Linked DNA regions of Homo sapiens: all the other regions are linked to region 1. Evidence: chromatin loops called from intact Hi-C (ENCODE). Cell type or tissue: IMR-90. All regions are shown on one strand.

What was found. Hi-C counts contacts between places; a loop is a spot of excess contacts. Peaks named below come from ENCODE experiments on the same cell type or tissue, not always from the same donor. Only the 100,000 strongest peaks of a DNase experiment are listed, where the experiment ranks them.
Region 2: it touches region 1 in a loop (12-fold over the local background); 26 of 110 quality-filtered maps call a loop at or near these places.
Region 3: a loop joins it to region 1, with 16 times the contacts of the local background. A loop is called at or near these places in 12 of 110 quality-filtered maps.

What each region holds. Positions count from the first base shown.
Region 1 is chr7:98,837,728-98,845,727 of GRCh38, reverse strand. No RefSeq gene overlaps it. Among named protein-coding and RNA genes, the nearest start is that of TMEM130, 28 kb to the left of the region's middle. RefSeq lists an enhancer at 3,844-3,893. In IMR-90, a CTCF peak has its summit at 3,781 (motif pointing right); a DNase peak (open chromatin) is centred at 4,107; H3K27ac peaks cover 337 bases.
Region 2 is chr7:98,291,051-98,299,050 of GRCh38, reverse strand. BRI3 (brain protein I3) reads right to left here. Exons shown (of 3, transcript NM_015379.5): 3 at 7,506-7,940. The coding sequence ends at 7,808. BAIAP2L1 (BAR/IMD domain containing adaptor protein 2 like 1) reads left to right here. Exons shown (of 14, transcript NM_018842.5): 13 at 4,940-4,977; 14 at 5,455-7,401. The coding sequence ends at 5,530. Among named protein-coding and RNA genes, the nearest start is that of BRI3, 13 kb to the right of the region's middle. RefSeq lists enhancers at 1,911-2,412, 3,746-3,975 and a silencer at 3,023-3,137. In IMR-90, CTCF peaks have their summits at 4,049 (motif pointing left) and 7,115; no DNase peak of the experiment used is centred here.
Region 3 is chr7:98,018,457-98,026,456 of GRCh38, reverse strand. No RefSeq gene overlaps it. Among named protein-coding and RNA genes, the nearest start is that of OCM2, 32 kb to the right of the region's middle. RefSeq lists an enhancer at 3,169-3,668. In IMR-90, a CTCF peak has its summit at 4,765 (motif pointing left); no DNase peak of the experiment used is centred here.

The DNA.
Region 1 (8,000 bases):
TGAGCCACCACACCTGGCCTTATTTATTTTTATTTACTTATTATTTCTTTTAGACAGAGTCTCTCTGTCATCCAGGCTGGAGTGCAGTGGCACGATCATAGCTCACTGCAGCCTCGACCTCCTGGGCTCAAGTGATTCTCCCACCTCAGCCTCCTGAGTAGCTGGGACTATAGGTGCATGCCACCATCCATGGCTAATTTTCTGCTTATTTTTTGTAGAGATGAGGCTCCACTATCTTGCCCAGGCTGGTCTCAAACTCCTGAGCTCAAGTTATCCTCCTGCCTTGGCCTCCCAAAATGTTGGGGTTACAGGCGTGAGCCACCGCACCCAGCCCTGAGTTTTTTGTTTTGTTTTGTTGAGACAGAGTCTTGCTCCAAGGCTGGAGTGCAGTGGCACGATCTCGGCTGTCTACAATCTCTGCCTCCCGGGTTCAAGCGATTCTCCTGCCTCAGCCTCCTGAGTAGTTGAGACTACAGACACCCACCACCCCACCCGGCTAATTTTTGTATTTTTAGTAGAGATGGGGTTTCACCATGTTGGCAAGGCTGGTCTTGAACTCCTGACCTCGCATGATCCACCCGCCTCGGCCTCCCAAAGTGCTGGGATTACAGGTGTGAACCACCGCGCCTGGTCCCGTTGCTGTTGTTTTAAGCCACCTAGTTCGTGGTACTTTGTTTCGGCAGCCCCAGGAAACAGACTTCCCCACGTCATTTTCGGCAGCTCCGTCTCTCACATTTCATATCCATCCTGTGAGAAATCCTTCAACTGAGATCCAGAATCTGACCGCTGCTCCCTCCTCCCCTGCTGCCACCACCCTGGTCCCTGGCAGGGCTCTCATAATGCCTGGCAGCTCCTGCTCACCCCTCACTGAGCCAGAAGTTTGTCCACAAAACTGCTCCAAGACCACATCTTCCTCTGCCCCAAACCCTTCAGTGTCTCCCTTCTCAGAGCAAACCCCAAATCCTTCTGGTGGCCTCCCAAATCCCTGTCCAACCTGGCCTGTGACCTTGTCACCCCCAGCCCCTGCTGCTTGTCTGGCTGGGTCTTTCCCGAGTTGTTCCCTTTGCCGGGCAGGATGCTGTTTCCTGGACACGTGTGGGGTTCCCTCTCTGCTCCTTCACGGCTGTTCAAACATCACCTTCATCTGTGAGGTCAACTTGGCACTCTCCTCTCCTACCTGCCCTTATACTCATGGCATATGTCACCTTCTAACATACTATTTATTTATTTATTTATTTTTTTGAGATGGAGTCTTGCTCTGTCGCCCAGGCTGGAGTGCAGTGGTGCGATCTTGGCTCACTGCAACCTCTGCCTCTCAGAGTCAAGTGATTCTCCTGCCTCAGCCTCCCAAGTGGCTGGAATTACAGGCACCCACCACCAGGCCTGGCTAATTTTTTTGTAATTTTAGTAGAGACAGGGTTTTGCCATGTTGGCCAGGCTGGTCTCAAGTGATCTGCCCGCCTCGGCCTCCTAAAGTGCTGGGATTACAGGCATGAGCCACCACGCTTTGCCTAACATACTATTAATTTATTTATTTTAAAATTTATTTGTACTTTTTTTTTTATAGAGACAGGGTCTTACTCTGTCACCCAGGCTGGAGTGCAGTGGTGTAATCATAGCTCACTGCAGCCCCAGCCTCCCTGGCTCAAGCAATCCTCCCATCTCAGCCTCCCAAGTAGCTGAGACCGCAGGAGCCCACCCCCATGCCCAGCTAATTTTCAAAAATTTTTCGTAGAGATGGGGTCTTGCTATGTTGCTGAGGCTAGTCTGGAACCCTTGGTCTCCAGGGATCCTCCTACCTCGGCCTCCCAAAGTGCTGGGATTACAGGCATGACCCACTGCAGCTGGCCTTAACTTATTTATTTAATCTGAGCCTTACATGGTATATAAACTTGAAGAAAGAAAGGATTTTGCCTATTTTGTTCACTATTTCTACTTCTAACACCCAGAATACTACCCAGCACATAGCAGGTGTTCATTAAATATTGTTGAAAGGAAAGAGGGATGGCGTGAGGAAGGGAGAAAGGGTTACTTCCTCACACTTGTGTTGTAACCTCACAATGACTGGAATTAGGGGAGGGAACACAAGACTCTAAGGAACAAACTCAATGTCTGTCCAGACTGTCCAGAAGACCCCATAGGTCAGGACAAATGGCCCGGAAGCCCTGGTGTGAGACGTGGTGATGTCCAGGTGTCAGGAGGCAGGGGCCTCCCTCCCTGAATCCTGGAGAGAGGGACTGCGGTGTGGGCCCCTTCTGGCATGGCGGCCTCTTGGACATCAGATCGGGCAATTATCCATCCTTGGAGCAGAAAGCCACTGGCCTGGCTTCTGAGAGTGGTGCCTTGTTCTGTGTTGAGGAGGAAAGGTCAGAGGCTGGAGGCTGGGAGAGCAGGTGGGCTGTAGACAGTGTGGCAGGGGCTGAGGGAGCAAGCTAAGCTGGGTCCCATGTGGTAGTGGGCCAACGGGCCGAGGAGGCTCCAGGGTCATCAGGCAGGGAATGGGTCAGAGTCTCTTAAACTGAGCTACCCTAATCCCCAAGGGATCCATGGAGAGCATTGAGGTACTTGGATGGGAAAAATTACATCTTTATTTATGTATTTGTTTAGAGACAGGGTCTTGCTCTGTCCCCCAGGCTGGAGTGCAGTAGTGTGATCACAGCTCACTGCAGCCTCGAACTCCTGGGCTCAAGCGATCCTCCCACCTCAGCCTCCCAAGTAGCTGGTACCACAGGTGTCCATTGCCACACCCAGCTGACTTTTAAATTTTCTGTTGAGACGGGGTCTTGCTATGTTGCCCAGGCTGGTCTCAAACTCTTGGCCTCAAGCAATCCTCCTGCCTTGGCCTCTCAAAGTGCTGAGATTATAGGTGGCTAATTTTTTAAGAAAGTTTTTGTAGAGATAGGGGTCTTGCTGTGTTGCCCAGACTGGTCTTGAACTCCTGGCCTCAAGTGATCCTCCTGCCTTGGCCTCCCAAAGTGCTAGGATCACAGGTATAAGTCACCACACCTGGCTAATTAAAAAAAATTTTTTTTGTAAAGATGGGGTCTTGCTGTGTTGCCCAGGTTTGTCTCGAACTCCTGGCCTCAGGTGATCCTCTTGCCTCAGCCTCCTGAAGTGCTGGGATTATAGGTGTGAGCCAGTGTGTCCAGCACTATTTTATATTATGCTTTTGAAAACATTATTCTGAGAAGAGGGCTTGACTTGACTTAAAGGGGTTCATAGTGCCAAAAATTTCATCAGTAGGTGTTTTCCTTTATATAAAATTTCATCAGTAGGTGTTTTCCTTTATATATATATATATGTATGTATGTATGTGTGTGTGTGTATATATATATATATATTTATTTATTTATTTGTTGAGACGGAGTCTTGCTCAGTCACCCAGGCTGGAGCGCAATGGCGCGATCTCAGCTCACTACAACCTCTGCCTCCCGGGTTCAAGAAATTCTCCTGCCTCAACCTCCCAAGTAGCTGGGATTACAGGCACCCGCCACCATGCCCGGCTAATTTTTATATTTTTAGTAGAGACAGGGTTTCACTGTGTTAGCCAGGCTGGTCTTGAACTCCTGAGCTCAGGGTGATCCGCCCGCCTTGGCCTCCCAAAGTGCTGGGATTACAGGCCTCCCAAAGTGCTGAGATTACACCCTGTAAGTGTTTTCTAGAGAGGCCCACATAGGCAATGAGGGGTGATGGAGGACACTACTTTCTGGGGGCCTTAGAAGATCTAGGAGATGAAGTGCCAGGGCCCCAAGCCATCTGCATGCTGTGCCCAGTATGTCCAGCAGGTGGCAGTGTCTGACCGGCTATGCTTTCTGCAGGCTCCCAGCCTCTGCCAGGTGCACCGGGGGGCATGGCGGGCAGAGGGGCATGGATGGGCAGGGTCCTGGCATTGCAGCACCTGCCGACACACCTGCATGAACACACAGGCACACTGTACGCACACACATATACTCACATTCACATTGGTGAAACAGCCAAGCTGGCAACCAACTTCTAGAACCTTCAGCCCCTTCCAGGACAGAAGACATTCCTGGGACTCTGGCCCTTGAGAAATCTTTTCAGAAGAGGAGGTCACTTTTGTTTTGCCTCTTCTTTTTCTTGCCCAATAGCTTTTCCGAGAAATCTACAGGTCAGCATGAGTCAACAGCTACAGCCACAAGATAGTTTGACTGTGGGTTGAGGAAATGGAGATCTGTGTTCCAGCCTGGCTCTGTGACCTTGGGCCAGCCACTGAATCTGTCCAAGCTTTTGTTTTTTCATGTTGTACCATGTGGATAAAGAGGGAACTCGCTGTAATCTCAGCACTTTGAGAGGCCAAAGTGGGAGGATCGTTTGAGGCCAGGAATGTGAGACACAGCCTGGGCAGCACAGCGAGACCCCATCTCTACAAAAAATAAAATTAAAAAAATTAGCTGGGCATGATGGTGGGTGCCTGTAGTCGCAACTACTAGGGAGGCTGAGGTAGGAGGATTGCTTGAGCCCAGGAGTTGGAGGCTGCAGTGACCTAGGATCACACCACCGCACTCCAGCCTAGGTGGCAGAGCAAGACCCTGTGTCTTTAAAAAAAAAGAGAGAGAGAGAGAAAAAGAGGGAAAGGGTGCGTTGGTGTGTTTTTCTAGGCATTCATTCAGGAAACATTGTGGAGGCATCCACAGCTCGCTGCCCTCGGGACCCAGCAGAGCCTAGATACCTGCCCATTTTTTCCCAGCTTGTTGACCATCATGAATCACACAACTCAGCAATTAAAAGATAACCCACTTTAAAAAAAAATGGGCAAAGGACTTGAATAGACATCTAGCCAAAGAAAATATACAAATGGCCAATAAGCCCATGGAAAGATGCACGATGTCATTGGTCATTAAGGAAATGCAAATCCAAACCACAATGAGACACCACTTCATACCTCCTAGGGCTGTTGATTCTATAGGAAGAAGTGTGAAGAGAGACTGAGGGAGCGGCCCACCTCCTCCCTGACCCCCTTTCCAGACTGTGCTGTATTTTCCAGCTGGGAATGGAAGATTCTATAGGAAGAGGTGTGAAGAGAGACTGAGGGAGCTGCCCACCTCCTCCCTGACCCCCTCTCCAGACTGTGCTGTATTTTCCAGCTTCTCACCGGCTCTACATGTGACCCACAGCAACCCTTGCCCTATAGTCTCCCGAGCTGAGCTTCTCACTGGGGAGGGGAAGCTCCTAAGTGAACTCCTCCCTCTGCAGGCATCTTTCTGACCTGTTTTCTGCTGGGCATTGGGGACAGTGGCTCAGAGGCGTGCAAGTCCCGGCTGCCACTCCCTTCCATCAGATGATGGGGATCAGCTGCTTCAGGGCCCCGGAGCAGGGTTGTGGTGGGGAGATGAAGGAGGGAGGGAGCAGAGGCCACCAGCTGGACCCCTGCATGAGATCCTGGGGAGAGCAGGGAGGCCTTTGGGGATCCCGGGTGCATTAACCACTTGGTGCCACTGTCGCCACCTCGGCTCTGGACAGCTGCTCATTCCGGGGCTGCCACCACTGTGGACGGCGTGATCAGTCCACCTGTTTCTCCCGCTTCTACTATCCCCCTGTGTCTGCTCTTCTCTGTAAACTGCACACTGTACATGTATGCATCATGTGTGTGTGCATGAGTGTGTGTACGTGTGTGGGGGCATCTGAATGATAGGTACTTTCCTTCCTTTCTTCCTTTTCCTGAGACAGAGTCTCACTCTGTTGACCAGACTGGAGTGCAGTAGCACCAACATGGCTCACTGCAGCCTCAACCCCATGGGCTCAAGGGATCCTCCCACCTCAGCCTCCTCAGTAGCTGGGACTATAGGCATGCATGACCATGCCGGCTAATTTTTGTATTTTCATAGAGATGGGGTCTCTCTGTGTTGCCCAGGCTGGTCTCAAACTCCTGAAACCAAGCAATCTCTCCACCGCAGCCTCCCAAAATGCTGGGATTACAGGCGTGAGCCACCACACCAGGCTCGTTTTTGTATTTCTGTTTTTTTTTTTTGAGACGGAGTCTCGCTCTGTTGCCCAGGCTGGAGTCCAGTGGCGCGATCTCGGCTCACTGCAAGCTCCGCCCCCCGGGTTCACGCCATTCTCCAGCCTCAGCCTCCTGAGTAGCTGGGACTACAGGTGCCCACCACCACGCCTGGCTAATTTTTTATATTTTTAGTAGAGATGGGGTTTCACCGTGTTAGCCAGGATGGTCTCGATCTCCTGACCTCGTAATCCATCTGCCTCGGCCTCCCAAAGTGCTGGGATTACAGGCGTGAGCCACCGCGCCTGGCCCATTTATGTATTTTTTTTGGAGAGACAGAGTCTCACTGCGCTGCCCAGGCTGGCCTCAAACTCCTGAAACCAAACGATACCCTCAACCACAGCCTCCCAAAGTGCTGGGATCACAGGTGTGAGCCACTGTGCCTGGCTCAATGCTGGGTGCATTTTAAAGTCACGAGAGAGTGTGTGTTGAGTTAACATTTTGGAGACTGTGATCAGCAAACAGTCCCCAGCGCAGACACCCTCTCTGGTGGGGTTTGGGTTTTGCTGCCTTTTAATTTTCTTCCAGCTGCCTCCAAAGCACCTTTGTGCTCCTAGGAACAAGCACTGGGTGTTGGGGGCGGGGTGGGGGGGCGGGGTTGCTATAAGCTCTTCTGAGAGGAAGCCTCAGGGAGCAAGGTCCCAATGGCCAGGCTTCCCTTTAAGACAAGGTTGTCCTGCTGAAACCAGGTCCTCAACTCCTAGGTCCCCAAAGGGCATTTGACCCGACACTGGGCTGCTGCAGGCTTGGTCCTGGGGGAGACTGGGGGTGTGTAGCAGGAAGTGCTTCTCTCAAGCAGAGACCACAGCTTGTGTCTCTGGGCCACACACTGGAGCGTTATTTTCCAAACTGCCGCTGGGTCAGCTCACTCTCCCACTCCAAACCCTCAGGGATTCCCCATAACATTGAGCCCCAGGTCCAAACACTTAAGGATTATCATCCCAGCTGCTACCCTCCAGCTCATTTGCTACATCTTTCACACTTTGCTTGTTTGTTTGTTTTGTTTTTGTTTTTGAGACAAGATCTAGCTTTGTTGCCCAGGCTGGAGTGCAGTGGCATGATCATAGCTCACTGCAGCCCCCAACTTCTGGGCTCAAGTGATCCTCCCACCTCAGCCTCCCAAGTAGCTGGGACCACAGGCGTGCACCACCACGCCCAGCTAGTTTTAAAATTTTCTGTCGAGATGGGGTCTCACTATGTTGCCCAGGCTGGTCTCAAACTCCTGGCCTCAAGTCATCCTCCCCCCTTGGCCTCCCAAAATGCTGGGCTCACAGGCATGAACGACAGTGGCATCTGGTCCCCCGATTCTGCCTTTGTTTATTCCTTTCTATTAAAACAATTTTTTTTGCTGGGCGCGGTGGCTCACGCCTGTAATCCCAGCACTCTGGGAGGCCGAGGTGTGTGGATCACAAGGTCAGGAGATCGAGACCATCCTGGCTAACACGGTGAAACCCCGTCTCTACTAAAAATACAAAAAATTAGCCGGGCATGGTGGTGGGTGCCTGTAGTCCCAGCTACTAGGGAGGCTGAGGCAGGAGAACGGTGTGAACCCGGGAGGTGGAGCTTGCAGTGAGCCGAGATTGCACCACTGCACTCCAGCCTGGGCGACAGAGCGAGACTCCGTATCAAAAAAAAAAAAAAATTTACTATTGAGCAGCTTGCAGACTTTAAGATCAGAGTGTTGTCTCTCTTGCAATAAATGCTTTCCTCCTTTTTTTTTTTTTTTTTTTGAGATGGGGTCTTGCTCTGTCACCAGGCTGGAGTACAGTGGCACAATCATAGCCCACTATAGCCTCAACTTCTTAGGCTCAGGGGATCCGCCTGCTTCAGCCTTCCAAGTAGCTAGGACTACAGGTGTGTGCCATCGCACCTGGCTAATTAAACTTTTTTTTTTTTTGTAGAGATGGGGGTCGCCCTATGTTGCCCAGGCTGGTCTTGAACTCTTGGGCTCAAGGGGTCCTCCTGTTTTGGCCTCCCAAAT
Region 2 (8,000 bases), 550 kb after region 1:
AGAGGAAAACTCCATCTCAAAAAAAACACCAAAAAACAGAAAATTAAAAAGTCAGGCATGGTGGCATATACCTGTAGTCTACTCAGGAGCCTGAGGTGAGAGGATCGATTGAGCCCAGGAGGTCGAGGCTGCAGTGAGCTGTCATTGTGCCACTGCACTGCAGCCTGGGTGACAGAGCAAGACCTGTCTCAAAAACAATGGCAGCCTTTGCCACCTGAAAGCCCCGGGGGCCTCTGGCACCCTTGAGGGCTGGGGACACAGTCCTGGAATTATGTGTCTCAGCCTTTTTATGTCCACCTCGATTAATAACTTAGCTTTCCCTAACCAAAATGCCTAAACCAGCTGATGATGTTGGGGAAAGCTGTGTTATATCCCAGGCCAAACACTGGGATCCATGAGAGCTGGGAAAGCATCCTCATGTTTTTTTTGTTTTGTTTTGAGACAGAGTCTTGCTCTGTCACCCAGGCTGGAGTGCAGTGGCACCATCTCGGCTCACTGCAAACTCCACCTCCTGGGTTCACGCCATTCTCCTGCCTCAGCCTCCCGAGTAGCTGGGACTACAGGCGCCCGCCACTACGCCTGGCTAAGTTTTTTGTATTTTTATTAGAGATGGGGTTTCACCGTGTTAGCCAGGATGATCTCGATCTCCTGACCTTGTGATCCGTCTGCCTCGGCCTCCCAAAGTGCTGGGATTACAGGCGTGAGCCACCGCACCCAGCCCCTAATGTTTTTTAAAAGCATTTTTATACATGGTTTTATATCCAGCTCCTGTGAGTTACAGGTCGTGTGACACTGGAATGCTTAACCTTAGGTGTCCATAGAGCATCCCACTCACCTGGGAAGCCCCACAGCTGTCCTGTGACGGCGCGTCTTATTAGACGATCTGAGAGCAGGGGCTTCTCCCAAGGGGGCAGGGGAGACTTGCCAGGACTCAAGCTAGGGGTTTGCCACAGGTCACGTGATATCTCTTTAAGTTTTTATTAACAATGATAAGATCCTGTTATGTTGCCCAGGCTGGTCTTGAACTCCTGACCTCAGGCAGTCCTCCTGCCTTGGCCTCCCAAGGTGCTGGGATTACAGGCGTGAGCCACTGTGCCCGGCCTGAATTTTTTTAATTTACGTATTTTCTACTGCAGTTCCAAGTGAGGAAGTATTGGCTCCCTCCCAACATTTTAAATAAGCACACAGCTCTCCTTTGTAAAAGCAAGCCTGCATTTCACAGCGCGCCCTCACGTGGCGTGAGCCCCTCCTGAGAGCCGCCAGTGCCCCCGGTGCAGGCCTGCACGCATCTTCGTTTGCGTCACAACATGGGTGCCTCGGCTTCCAAAAAGATCCCAGTGGCTCGGAGCAGTTGGCTTTTCCCTGTTTGGGCCTCAGCGTCCCCCTTTTGAGAATAAAGGGGTTGAACTAGATCAGAAGTGAACTGGAAGACAAGTCCGGGCCACAGACGAGGACTGGAATGGGTTTTCACACTGAAGACAGGTGTCAGTGAGGGCCACTTTTGTTGCGAGTAACTGGCCTCCAGCTGGCTTGGAAATGTTCCTTAGGGCTGTTCCATTCTGCTCAGGAGCAAGGCCACCTGCACTGGCCCTGTTCACTCTGTCCTGCCCTCTGCAGTGAGGGCCACCAGCATTCTCTGCTGCAGCCCAAGGGAAAAAGTGGTGCTCGGTGCTCCGAGCTGCCCGGGACCCCTCTGAAAGCCAGGTCAACTAGTCCCCCAACCTGGGCGCATGGCTATGTGGTGGGCACCCTGGAAGCTCCGTACAGTCGGGAAGGGGGTGTGGACCAGGCATCGAGTGATGGGTGGTCAGCCAGTGTCCACACACACATTTTGGATTCTTGGATTCTTGCGGGAGATGGGGGATCACAAGATGTGTCCACCCTGGCCGCAGTCAGCCGCTTGGTGGCCTCGCTCTATAGTCTCCAGTTGCAGCCCAACCACTCTCGTAGTGGCTGCTGGTTTCGTGGCCTTAGTGGTCTCCTGTCTTGTTGGGGACACAGGACATGCAGCAGGCAGTGCCCGCGGGGCCCTGGGTGCCGGTGGCAGTGCTGCCTGTGGCTTGGAGGTGTCCCCCACTGCAAGGAAAGGGAACAGAGAGGAGGGCAGGTCTATGTTCAGTGACCACCACAGTGGGCTGAGTGTGAGGTATGCGGTTGAGACAGGGACGCAGGGAGGATGCTGTGAGACCCTTGGGGGCCACCAGATAAGAGGCACCGTATGTGCCAAGCCCCTGCCCTCGTGGGTCTCCTTTGCAGTGGAGAGGGAGGCAGAGAGGCTCCTGCCAGCCTTGTATCCAGAAGGAGTGCTGGGGTTTCAGGTCCCTGAGAAACATGCAGATGTTAAACGGGAAATCTGCCTGAACACGTCCAATATGTTTTTGTTGTTTCTGTTTTTGTTTTGTTGGTTTTTTGTTTTTTTGTTTTTTACAGATGGAGTCTCACTCTGTTGCCCAGGCTGGAGTGCAGTGGTGCAATCTCAGCTCACCACAACCTCTGCCTCCCTGTTCAAGCGATTCTCCTGCCTCAGCCTCCTGAGTAGCTGGGATTACCGGCGTGCGCCACCACACCCAGCTAATTTTGTATTTTTAGTAGAGACGGGGTTTCTCCATGTTGGTCAGGCTGGTCTCGAACTCCCGACCTCAGGTGATGCGCCCACCTCAGCCTCCCAAAGTGCTGGGATTACAGGCATGAGCCACTGTCCCTGGCCCAATACATATTTTAAAGTAAACATTGTATTACAGAATACCACAGACAGAAAAGCACACAATGAATTTTCATGATGTGACTCCGTATACCCAGCAGGACGTTCCCGGCCCCCACGATCACCCAGCATGGCCCACCTCCGTGACCATCCCTTCTCCAACACCAGACTCCCCAAGCCCTGGCACAGAGATGGCTGTCTGGGGTGGCCCCGTAGGGACAGTCGCTCAGTGCTGTGTGGTGACCTGCTGTCTGCACAGAAGCTGGTTCTGACTCTCCCATTGACGGGCGTCTGGTGTTTCTGGTCTGGGCTGTTTCTCCAGGGCTGCCCGAGTGTCTCGGTGCCCATGGGTGTGTGCCCTGCTTGTTCCTACAGGGAGCAGGATTGTTGGGCCCCAGGCATGCGTGCACGGGGTTGGCCCAACACTGAGTGGCTTCCAGCTGTCATCTTAAGCGTTCTTTTTCCTCCTCAGTCCTCCTGGCAGGAGTCGGTGCTTCTTGCTGCGTTCTTTGTGAGGATTTACTGGGACCTTTTTAAAGTCCCGTGGGGGCCCAGGAGGCTCTGAACAAGCTCCGGGGTGTGCTTGGGGTGGGTGGAGGGTGTTTCTGGTTTCTAGTTTGGGAAGCGCCTTCCCCTAGCATAAGCTGCACATGTGAGGGAGATGGTGTTGGCCCCAAGGAGTCAGATGACTCCAGTGGGAGAGGAGGGGAGGGCAGAGTGGAGTCAGGATTGGCATGAATCGTGCCTCAGGCCCAGCCATGGCCCTTCTGCAACAGAGTCCACGAATGCCAGCACCGTGAGCACATGCGACAGGCACCCTGGTGCATTTAAATCATAAATTAGCCCATCATAATCGCAGAGCATGCACCTCACACCAGCAAGGACTTCCTCTGAGGCCTGCTAGGGAAGCGTTGAGTGCCCCGCAGGAAGTCACTTTTGCGGCCATTTAAAGCCCTGTAGGATGTGCAAGGCAGGTCAGTGGCTTTGTGCTCCAGTGATGAAAAGCAGACAATGAATTGGCCCCAGATGCCCTGCCCAGGGGATCTGGGGAGGGTGGGACAGGTCTCAGGCACAGCCCTGGGGCTCCCAAACTGCCTTCCGTCTCCACAGCCTGTACACCCAACATGCAGTGGAGGCCATCCCAGAGGAGGCCTGGCCTGGGCCTCCATGTCCAGGAACGGCCTGCGCTCTAGCGCTGGCATCGGGCATGAGAGGGCCTCCCCTAAGTCAATCTTGAGAGGTCTGCGTGCTCCCTGAGACCCCCTGGGGGTGCTGGGACGCTTCCTGGGGCTGTCAGGACGGTGTGGCCGGGCCACAGGCTGGTTACACAGTGTTACACTGCCCTCTCCTGGGCGGCTGCCTGACTCCACTCCCTGTGTGCAGGCAGGAAAGAGTGTTAAACCCTCCAGGCTTTTTGGAGTGAGGGAAAGAAGGCGCGCACACACCTGGCCCTGGCTCGCCCTGGGTGGCAGGTGCTGGAAGGAGTTGCTCCCCACCCGAGCCCTGTAGGCACCTTTGCACTTTGGTTCCACCTTCTCTTTTCCTCAGTTTGAGCTTCCTACAAGATCCCTGGCTCTAGCAGCCCCAAAGCCAGTGGGGTTTTATTTTTATTTCCTGTTTCTTTGTCATGCTTCAGGAGTCAGCTCCCAAAAAGCACATCCCAGTCACTAGATTCTGCGTTCAAAAGACCGTGGCTGAGGACCTGTGGGATCTCTGTTTGCCCCGAGTCTGAGAGGTTCTGTTTGGCACAAATGTTTTCTTCTGTGATGTCGCTCTGTTGCTCAAGCTTCATTTTGTGAAACTGTTTCCGAGTTTAGCAGGCGGCTCGTTCACATGTGAGCTCCCGACATCACGGGTGACCCGCGCAGGCAGTGCCATGCTCTGTTCACGCTCTGACACCTGGGAGGGCCGCTACCGCCTTTCAGAGCGTTTTCTGTTCTTGCCTTATTCTTCCAAGTGAATTTAGACAGTCTAACAGATTGGGACAGGGCACTTTTAAACATCCCTTATGTTTTAGATGTCTTTACCTTCGGGTCTTATTAAAAATCTCCAATACAGGCCAGTCGCAGCGGCTCACACCTGTAGTCCCAGCACATTAGGAGGCCAAGGTGGAAGGATCACGTGAGCTCAGGAGTTCGAAACCAGCCTGGGCAACATAGCAAATCCCCATCTCTACCTAAAATAATTTTTAAAAGACCAATTCTAAGCCCTCCATAAACTTCTTTATCTTTCTCACAGAACGATGCCAACGGGACTGCAAAGCCGCCTTTTCTCAGGTAGGCGTGGCTTCCTACGTGAGCCTCAGTGTGTGACATTGCTCTTCCCTGTAGTGTCCCCCGGAAGGGCCTTCGGTGCCCAGCCCAGGGGGTCCAGCCTGAGAAAGGCCTCGGCCTGTGGAGCCATGGGGGAGTGCAGCCCCCTGCTCGCTTTACCAACTACTTTAGACCACGCTGGGAGCAGGGCTTCCCCACCCCAGAGTGACCCCCATGTCACACACAATGCAGGACTAAAGAGGTGTGGGTGCCCACGTCCAGAACGCTTAAAACCTGGGATCGTTCTGCAGCAGGTGGTATGGTGTAGGAATCATCACTGAACAAAACTTTCACACTCAGAAAACGCTGCTGGGACCTGTACAAGCTGGGGAGGTGGTCAGCCGCCCAGTCTCACAGGGCAAGAACGGGTTATTAGCACTGTTAAAATCCAGTTTCCCTCGTAGAGCAGAAGTTCTGAAAGATTTTTCTTATCCCCTGCAGCGGAGAAAACCCCTTTGCCACTGTGAAACTCCGCCCGACTGTGACGAATGATCGCTCGGCACCCATCATTCGATGAGAGGACAGCCAAGGACTCTCCCGGGCCTCTCCGGTTCTCCCTTGCGGAATGATGGGCGCATCCTGTCTGCCACGTGCTGACGGTCGGGAAGCTTCAGTGGAGAGGCCTAACTCTAATGTCGCCTGCTTAAGCAAATCATGCTTCTCTGTTTCACGTAGTTGGGTTGACAAGTTTCTGCCTTTAAGATAAATGAGTAATAGTCTAATGACCAGCTCAGCCATTTAAAATATTTTCTTCCTATTCTGTTCAAGAAACAGTAAACTTGGTTTCAATCTTTACTGTATTTTTTAAATGAATTTTTTCCTTAATAACAGCCAGAATAAGGGATAGTCTATGCTTTCAGGACTGGCTTTCTGCACCTGATATGAATGAGACCAGTTTTATTTTATAAAGCATGTGCTCTTAATAGCATTATGTCTAAAGAAGATATCACGTAAGTTTGCATCTTAGCATGCAAATCATAATTTTAAGCAATATAAATTATGAAAATACTATATAAATGTAATTTAACTTAAAATGTTTAAGTGTAGAGCTTCCAGAGATGGAGAAACCCCCACCCTCCCTCCAACCACGCCAGAGCTGTAGAGTGCTAAGACGCTTTGCCTGCCCTTATCACAGCCACACGTAGCACTCGACGAAATCTCCTCCGAGAGCTCCTTTTCTTGGTAGTTAGGAGTCGCCAACGGATTCGCTGCACACGGCCCATCCAGGACACAGGCCTGGGCGTCGGAGTCACGGCTCCTTGTGTTCTCACTCAGCTAGTTGGCCAAAGCTGCATCCATTACCAGTACACTCAAACTGCTCGGGGTCCTGGTTTCTCCGTGTTTGAATCAGGTACAGACTCTCAAAGGATACGTGTAAAGCCAGGATGACCTCTGGTGCCTGGAGAAGGGCGGGTTTTTCAGCCTAGCAGCCATGATGCCCTCGGAACCTGGCCCTATGGTATGGATGTGAGGACTACGCACTGGCTGCCCTGAGCCCGGGGCTGGAAATCATCTTTGGCTGCCAAGGATCTGGACCTATTTTGGAGTGGAGAGTCATGGTTAAAATTCCCAGCCCGGCCCAGGTACGGGAATCCCAGCATTTTGTGAGGCCGAGGCAGGGGGATCACCTGAGGTCAGGAGTCTCTACTAAAAATACAAAAATTAGACAGGTGTGGTGGTGGGCGCCACTCAGGAGGCTGAGGCAGGAGAATCACTTGAACCCGGGAGGCAGAGGTTGCAGTGAGCCAGATCATGCTGCTGCACTCCAGCCCGGCCGCTCACCGTGTGTGTTGCTGGGTGCTGGGGCTGTGACTTATCCCCTCTCCTTTAGCCTTGCCATAAGTGTAGTATCCTATGAGGCTGAGATTGGGAAAGGTTACATGCAGGTAAGCCAGTGGACGTGGCCGATGCTTCAGGCTCCTTCCAGCCAGGTCCAGCAGTGTTACCATCTGCTTCTCCTGGGAGGACAAACCAGGCACCCCCACCATGAAGGGGCTGCAGGCACCATGAACTATGTTAACAACCCCAGTCTGTACTACAGAAAGGGCTGCAGCCACATGAGAATTCAGTCCACACAAGCCCCATGGCCGTGTTCCCCACTTCAGCCACAGGGCTCAGGGAGCCCCATCTGGCGCTAAGGGGAACTGCTGGGGTGTGGGTGACACCTGGCCTTTGGCGTTCTGCCTTGGGGAGGTTTCTGGTTTTGTTACGGGGTGGAAGAATAGGACCTGGGGGTCTCGGATGCAACCTGCAGACCCCGTGGCTCACCCAACCCCAGGTTCTGCCTCCCAGACCAGAACGGGCATGGCCTGGTCCTTGGCACCGAGGTGCCTGCTCTGTAAATATCAAGGGATTACAACTTTAATAATAAAGCAGAACTTGAAAACATTTTCTTGAGCTGTAAGCGCCTGCTGAATACAACTGTGGTCAGGACTGGCCGGGGGAGCGATGGGGGTGTCGTTCCAGTCTTTCCTGGGTCTCTGAAAGCACCGAGTAAGCAGCACCAGGTCAACAATGGTATGAATCTCATTTATTGAAAACATTATTTCTCACCTTTCTCAAATTGAAGACTGCAAAAAATAAAAGCAGTGCTTTATTGAGTTGTCATGAGCCTCGGGCGGGAGCAGCAGCACTGCCTCTCCACGCTCCGGGAAACCGCAGCTGGCGTGTGCCACATCGGTCCCACCTCGCTTTACAAAACAGTCCTGAAGCTTAATCAAATAAAATTATTGTACACAACATTTACATTAGAAAAAGAGAGCTGGGTGTAGGAAAGCCGGGCCTGGTGTTCCCTTTAAGCGAAGGTGGCTCCACAGTTGGGGCATCGTCGCTTCCTCAAGGCAAAACAGCAAATGAACCCAAAGGGGAAGAGGATGATGGCCAGGAAGATGCCCAGGAAGGTGAAGCAGTCCTCCAGCACCCCAACCCTGCAGCAGAGACGGGCAGAGAGGGTGGCACCGTAAGGACCCGGGCAGCCAGAACCCTCA
Region 3 (8,000 bases), 820 kb after region 1:
GTCACCCAGGCTGGAGTGCAGTGGCGCGATTTCAGTTCACTGCAACTTCTGCCTCCCGGGTTCCAGCGATTCTCCTGCCTCAGCCTCCTGAGTAGCTGGGACTACAGGTGCCCGACACCACGCCTGGCTAATTTTTTTATATTTTTAGTAGAGACGGGGTTTCACCATATTGGCCAGGCTGGTCTCGAACTCCTGACCTTGTGATCTGCCCACCTTGGCCTCCCAAAATGCTGGGGTTACAGGTGTGAGCCACTGCACCCAGACTATTCTTTCTTATTTTTTTAGAGACAGGGTCTTGCTCGGTCGCCCAGGCTGGAGTGTAGTGGCGCAATCATAGCTCTCTACAGTCTCCAACTTCTGGGCACAAGTGACCCTCCCACTTCAGCCCCCTGAGTGACTGGGACCGCACTTGGCTCTTTTTTTTTTTTTTGGAGAGATGAACGCTCACTATGATGCCCAGGCTGGTGTTAAACTCCTGGGTTCAAGCAACCCTCTTGCCTCTTCCTCCCAAAGTGCTGGGATTACAAATGTGAGCCACTGCGTCCAGTTGATTTGTATTTTTTAATCTGAAGCTGCTCTGGTGTTAGGACTGACTTGCTTCCTGAGTACAGATTTAGATGTCACTACAGTACTGATTCCCGAGTGCCCTGAGGCACGCGTCCTCCTGTGTGGGGAGTCCTTATGGTCCCTTCCGGGCTTGATTCTTCTCAAATGTTTAAGCATTTTTATTTATGTATTTATTTTTTTGAGACAGAGTCTTGCTGTGTTGCCCAGGCTGGAGTACAGTGGTGCAATCTCAGCTCACTGCAACCTCTGCCTCCCAGGTTCAAGCGATTCTCCCACCTCAGCCTCCCAAGCAGCTGGGACTGCAGACACGTACCACAACACCTGGCTGATTTTTTTTTTTTTTTTGAGACAGAGTCTTGCTGTGTTGCCCAGGCTGGAGTGCAGTGGCAAGATCTCGGCTCACTGGAAGCTCTGCCTCCTGGGTTCACGCCATTCTCCTGCCTCAGCCTCCCGAGTAGCTGGGACTACAGGCGCCCGCCTCCACGCCCAGCTTTTTGTATTTTTAGTAGAAACGGGGTTTCACCGTGTTAGCCAGGATGGTCTCGATCTCCGGACCTCGTGATCTGCCCACCTTGGCCTCCCAAAGTGCTGGGATTACAGGCATGAGCCACAATGCCCAGTGAAGTGAAACACTTTGTATGCTCTCCCTGCTCCAGAGACAGAGGCCACTTCCCAAAAAGACATGAGGCCACGGACACGCAGTGAGCTGGCAATCTGTGCTTAGTTTTATTTCCTGGAATTGGCAAGGGGAGTCACTGCTCTCAATTGGACATCGAACTTCCAAATGGTGAAAAATGAGGGTTGTGTGTATATCATGGGTATCTCTGTGTGTATGTGCGTGTGTGTGTGTTTGTGTGTGTGTGACAGAGAGAGACTCTGAGAGAGAGAGAGATAGAGATCGAGTTTGGCGGTTGGGCACAGTGGCTCACACCTGTAATCCCAGCACTTTGTGAGGCCGAGGCGTGTGGATCACTTGAGTTCAGAAATTTGAGATCAGCCTGGCCAGCATGGTGAAACCCCATCTATACTAAAAATACAAAGATTAGCCGGGCATAGTGATGCACGCCTGTAATCCCAGCTACTCGGGAGGCTGAGCAGGAGAATCGCTTGAACCCAGGAGGCAGAGGTTGCAGTGAGCCGAGATCATGCCACTGCACTCCAGCCTGGGCAACAGAGCAAGACTCCGTCTCAAAAAATAAATAAATAAAATAAAATAAAATAAAATAAAATAAAGAGTCTGGGGAGCTACAGAGAGGGGATAGCAGAGTTATTTCGCCCTGGGCTGTAGTCATCCTTGTTGAAATCTGACTTCGTTCATTCCATGGAATTTGGGGAGGGGGGTGTATATGGAATAAATGTGTCTGGGATAGCTGCATTCAGCATTGCATACACCCAGCTAGGGAGATGGATCACCTTCTCAGGACAGCTTGATCCAGCTGCCTGCTTGGGGTCGGAAGCAAAGACAAACCGGGACCTCCACAAGAAGTCCCATCCCCTGGATACAAACAGGGGGAGGGTGGTGGCAGCACCTGGCTTCTTACTGCATGCAGGTATCAGTTGGCCACGGGAAGCCCCATTTCAACACCTTCAGAGGCCATCTGTCAAGTGCAACTATTCTAGATCCTACAGCTGTGATCACATGCACTGAGTGGGTGTGAAGAGCTGGGCGTCCAGGACTTTCCAGCCCAACCCCGCAGGGTCTTTCTTCTTGGCCCCAGTCTCTGGCTTCTGTTGACGTAGCTGCGAGGACAAGCTCTCTTTCCCCACATTCAGGACTGTCACGCCATCCACATGCAGTGTGAGGTCGGCCTTTCCTGGGGTGGTTGAAGAATCAGTGTGCAATTTGCAGTTGACCTTTATTATTATATTATATTATATTATATATATTATATTATATTATATTATATTAATTTAAATAGAGACTATGTTGCTCAGGCTGGAGTGCAGTAGCTATTCACAGGTGTAATCCCACTGCTGATCAGCACGGGAGTTTTGACCTGCTCTGTTTCTGACCTGGACCGGTTCACCTCTCCTTAGGCAACCTGGTGGTCCCCTGCTTCTGGGAGGTCACCAATGAATGCCAAACTCCTGGGATTGAGCGATCTCCTCACCTCAACCTTCCAAGTAGCTGGGACTACAGGCATGAGCCACCACACCCAGCGCAGTTGACATTTCTTATGTGCACCCAGAAATGTCATCCTGGTGACCAAGGAGAGTATATGATGCCCCCTGCTTATAAGAGCCCAGTGCCCACACTATAATGGGGTTACCAAGTGTCTATCAATGCTCAGACAAAAAGTCTTCCATGAGAAGGAGTGAAGCTCAGCCAGGCACAGTGGCTCACGTCTATAATCCCAGCACTTTGGGAAGCAGAGGAGGGAGGATTACTTGAGGCCAGGAGTTCGAGACTAGCCTGGACAACACAGTGAGACCCAACCCCCGCCACACACACACCCAAAAATTAAAAAATTAGCCTAGCACGTTTGCAAGTGCCTGTGGTCCCAGCTACTCAGGAGGCTGAGTCGGGAGGACTGCTTGAGCCCAGGAGGTCAAGGCTGCAGTGAGCTATGATAACATCACTGCACTGCAGCCTGGGCAACAGAGCAAGACCCTGCCCCTAAAAAAAAATTAAAACATTAATAATAAAAATAAAATAAAGATCACCCAGGCAGCTTAAAACTCAGGTTATCCCTGTGATCAGTGCTGCAAGGTATTGACCATTAGCATTGACCAGTGTCTTCAAGAAGCTTCCATCAGAGGCTGCAAAATGGTACCCACAGGCCAAGCCCGGCTGTAGATTGCCTTGACTGGCCCATGAAGAGTTTGAAAATAATTGTAACTAACTGCCAATATTCAAACATTTGGAGATTTCCTGTGGAAAAAAAATTCTGCATTTTCCAATTCTCTGGCCACGCGGAGCCCGCATTCGGGCCTAGTAAGTGCCCAGGAGCTGGGCTACAAATGCAGCTACCCCCTTTAGAGTTGGCCTTGGTGTCCACAGGCCTCTCTCCCAGGGGCGGGTCTGCTCAGGCCTGTGGACACCTCTCCAGCCCTGCTGGAAAAGTGCAATTCCTGGAGTGTGTTCTGACCAGGAAGGACTCCTCAGAGCTCCTGAGGAAGGCATGGGCCCCTGGCCTGAGGCTCACTGCAGCTGTCCCAACCCTGTCACCAGCTCTGGGCTGTGGTTTGGTTTGGTTTGGTTTGATTTTAGAGACACAGTTTCACTATGTGATCCAGGCTGGAGTGCAGTGGTGCAATCATAGCTCACTGCAGCCTTGAACTCCTGGCCTCAAGTGATCCTCCCACCTCAGCCTCCTGAGTAGCAGGGACTATAGGTGCCCACCACCACATCTGGTTCATTTCTAAATTTTTTTGTAGAGATGTTGCCCAGGCTAGTCTTGAACTCCTGACCTCGAGCAATCCTCCTGCCTCAGCCTCCCAAAGTGCTGCAATTATAGGCTTGCATCACCCCACCTGGCTGATTTTTATTTGCCTATTTATTTATTTATTTATTTTTGAGACAAGGGTCTTATTCTGTCACCCAGGCTGGAGTGCAGTGGCACAGTCATAGCTCACTGCAGCCTCAAACTCCTGGCCTCAAACGACCCTCCCACCTCAGTCTCCTGAGTAGCTGTTCATGCTCAACACCTGGCTCATTTTTAAGTTATTTGTAGAGATGGGATCTTGCCATTTTTCCCAGAGTGGTCTTGAACTCCTCCTGGCCTCCAACGATCCTCCTGCCTTGGCCTCCTAAAGTGTTGGGATTACAGGGGTGAGCTGTTGCACCAGACCCCAGTGTTTGTCTCTGAGGGACTTCCCCACACATGACCTCACCTGACCTTCAGAGAAACCATCCAGAGGGAAAAGGGACAAGGTCATTACCTGCGCAGGGAGAGCCCTTGGGCCGGGTAAATGGCGCAAGGTATGGGCTGAAGCTTCCCTTGGGGAGGGAAGGGACATAGGTCATGGGACAAGGTGATGTGGCCTGGACACGGTGGGGCACTTTCTCATCCTGGGTGAAAGTAAGGACGTAGGAAGGATGGGAGCATGGAGTAATAGCAGAGTGGGTGACATGAGAAAGTGGAGGCCCGGCCTGAAAACGGAGGGGGACAATGGTGGGAGGTGATGGGCGGTGGAGATGCCAGCCCGGCCCAGCCGAGACTCAGAGCTGTGGCAGCGGCGCCCCCTGGTGGCCGTGATGGTGCCTGCTTCCCCTTCCCTGGAGATTTGATGGCAACATCACGGGAGAAATGATTCAAAGCTGAGCAGGTGCCAGGCACCGTTCAATGTACACGATACATGGGTGTTTCTCTTTTAAATTTTTTATTTAAAAGATTATTTTAAAAAATTTTAACGGGCAATTTTCCTTGGGTCTTGAAGTCATCATTTCTTTTTCTTTTTTTTTTCTGAGAGTCTCATTCTTTTGCCCAGGATAGAAAGCAGGGGCACAATCACAGCTCACTGCAGCCTCGACCTCCCACCTCCCAGGCTCAAGCAATCCTCCCACCTCAGCCTCCCGAGTAGATTGGACTACAGGTGCACACCACCACGCCCACCCAATTTATATATATTTTTTGTAGTGAGGAGATCTCACTGTGTTGCCCTGGCTGGTCTTGAACTCCTGTGCTCAAGTGATCCTCCCACCTCGGCCTCCCAAAGTGCTGGGATTACAGATGTGAGCCACCACGCCCAGCCTGCGTGGGTGTTTCTACAAAATCTTAAGTATCTCTCACAGCAACCCTGTGATTGCCACTATTATCACTATCCCTTTTCACAGCTGAGGAGACCCAGGTTCTGAGAACTGAGGACCGTGATATATCCTATGCAGTGCTATACTGGGATTTGAGAAACCCAGGCCCACCCAACCCACTTCAAAAACAAAGGTAGGCCAGGCGCAGTGGCTCACGCCTGTAATCCCAGCACTTGGGGAGGCCGAACCAGGTGGATCACTTGAGGTGAGGAGTTCGAGACCAGCCTGGCCAATATGGTGAAACCCTGTCTCTACTAAAAATAGAAAAATGAGCCAAGCATGGTGGTGGGCGCCTGTAGCCCCAGCTACTCGGGAGGCTGAGGCATAAGAATTGTTTGAACCTGGGAGACGGAGGTTGCAGTGAGCTGAGATCGCGCCATTGCATTCCAGCCTGGGTGACAGAGCAAGACTCTGTCTCAAAAAAAAAAAAAAATGTAGATCCAGCAATTCCACTTCTGGGTAGATGCTCCAAAGAATTGAAAGCAGGGACTCCAGCTGATATTTGTGGGATTTTTTAACCTCTTTTTTTTTTTTTTTTGAGATGGGGTCTGACTCTGTCCCCCAGGCTGGAGTGCAGTGGCAAGATCATAGGTCACTGCGGCCTCAACCTCCAGGCTAAAGCAATCCTCTTGCCTCAGCCGCTCAAGTAGCTGGGACTACAGGCATTCCCCACCATGCCCAGCTAACTTTTTTATTTTTTGTAGAGATGGGGTCTTGCTATGTTGGCCAGGCTGGTCTCAAACTCCTGGCTTCCAGCAATCCTCCCACCTCAGCCTCCCAAAGTGCTGGGATGACAGGCCTGAGCCACTGCACCCGTCCTCAACAGATATTTGTACACCCATGTTCATTGCAGCATTATTCACAATAGCCAAGAGGTAGAAGCAACCCAGGAGTCCACCTACCAATGAATGAACAAAATGTGTCTGTCCATACAATGAAATATTATGTAGCCCTGAAAAGGAAATAAATGCTGACACCTGCTACTGCATGGAGGAACCTTGAGGACATTATGCTCAGTGAAATCAGACAGTCACAGCTGGGCGCTGTGGCTCACACCTGTAATCCCAGCACTTTGGGAGGCTGAGGTAGGAGGATCACTTGAGCCCAAGAGTTCAAGACCAGCCTGAGCAATAAAGTGAGACCTCATCTCTACAAAAAAATTTTAAAAGCCAAGTGTGGTGGTGTATTCCTGTAGTCCCAGCTTCTAGAGAGGCAGAGGTGGGAGGACTGCTTGAGCCAGGGAGGCAGAGGTTGCAGTGAGCAGAGATCATGCCACTGCACTCCAGCCTGTGGGACAAAGCCAAACCCTGTCTCAAAAAAAAAAAAAAAAAGAAGAAGAAGAAGAAAGAAGGGAAGGAAGGGAGGGAGCGGAGGAGAGGAAATAAGTCAGTCACAAAGAGGCAAATATGGCCGGGTACAGTGGCTCACACCTGTAATCCCAGCACTTTGGGAGGCGGAGGAAAGTGGATCACTTGAGGTCAGAAGTTTGAGACCAGCCTGGCCAACATGGTGAAATCCTGTCTCTAATAAAATACAAAAAATTAGCTTGGCATGGCGGCGCACGCCTGTAATCTCAGCTACTTGGGAGGCTGAAGCACAAGAATCACTTGAACCCAGGAGGCAGAGGTTGCAGTGACCCAAGATTGTGCCACTGCACTCCAGCCTGGATGACAGAGTGAGACTCGTCTCAAAAAAAAACAACAAAAAGGCCGGGCGAGGTGGCTCATGCACTTTGGGAGGCTGAGGTGGGTGGATCACCTGAGGTCAGGAGTTCAAGACCAGCCTGGCTAACATGGCAAAACCCCGTTTCTACTAAAAATACAAAAAAATTAGCCGGGCGTGGTGGTGCGCGCCTGTAATCCCAGCTACTCAGGAGGCTGAGGCAGGAGAATCGCTTGAACCTAGGAGGCAGAGGTTGCAGTGAGCCGAGATTGCACCACTGCACTCTAGCTTGGGCAACAAGAGCAAAACTCCAAAAAAAAAAAAATGGCAAATACAGCATGATTCCACTTATATAATGTACCTAGAATAGTCAAACTGATAGAGACAGAAAAAAAGTAAAATGTTGGTTATCAGAGCCTGGGGATAAGGGGGATGGAGAGTGAGGGTTAATGGGGACAGTTTCAGTTTGGGAAGATGGAAAAGTTCTGGAGATGGATGGTGGTGACAGTTGCATAATATTTTGTTTATTTCTCTCTCTGTCTCTCTTTTTTTTGAGACAGAGTCTCGCTCTGTTGCCCAAACTGGAGTATGGTGGCGCAACCTCGGCTCACCACAACCTCCGCCTCCCAGGTTCAAGCAATTCTCCTGCCTCTGCCCCCTGAGTAGCTGGGATTATAGGTGCACACCACCACACCCAGCTAATTTTTGTATTTTTAGTAGAAACGGGGTTTTGTCACGTTGGCCAGGCTAGTCTTGAATTCCTGACCTCCTGCCTGCCTCAGCCTCCTAAAGTGCTGGTGTTACAGGCGTGAGCCACCATGCCCAGCCCGGTTGCACAATATTTTTGATGTAATAAATGCCACTGAATTGTACCCTCAAAAATAGCTAAAATGGCAAATTTTATGTTATGCATATTTTACCATAATTAAAAAAAAAAAAAAGCAAGTGTAGGATCCACTCCCAGCCGGGGCTCTGGCCCTGCCCTGGCCCCACAATGGAGGAAGGTGCTTCTCTCCCATTA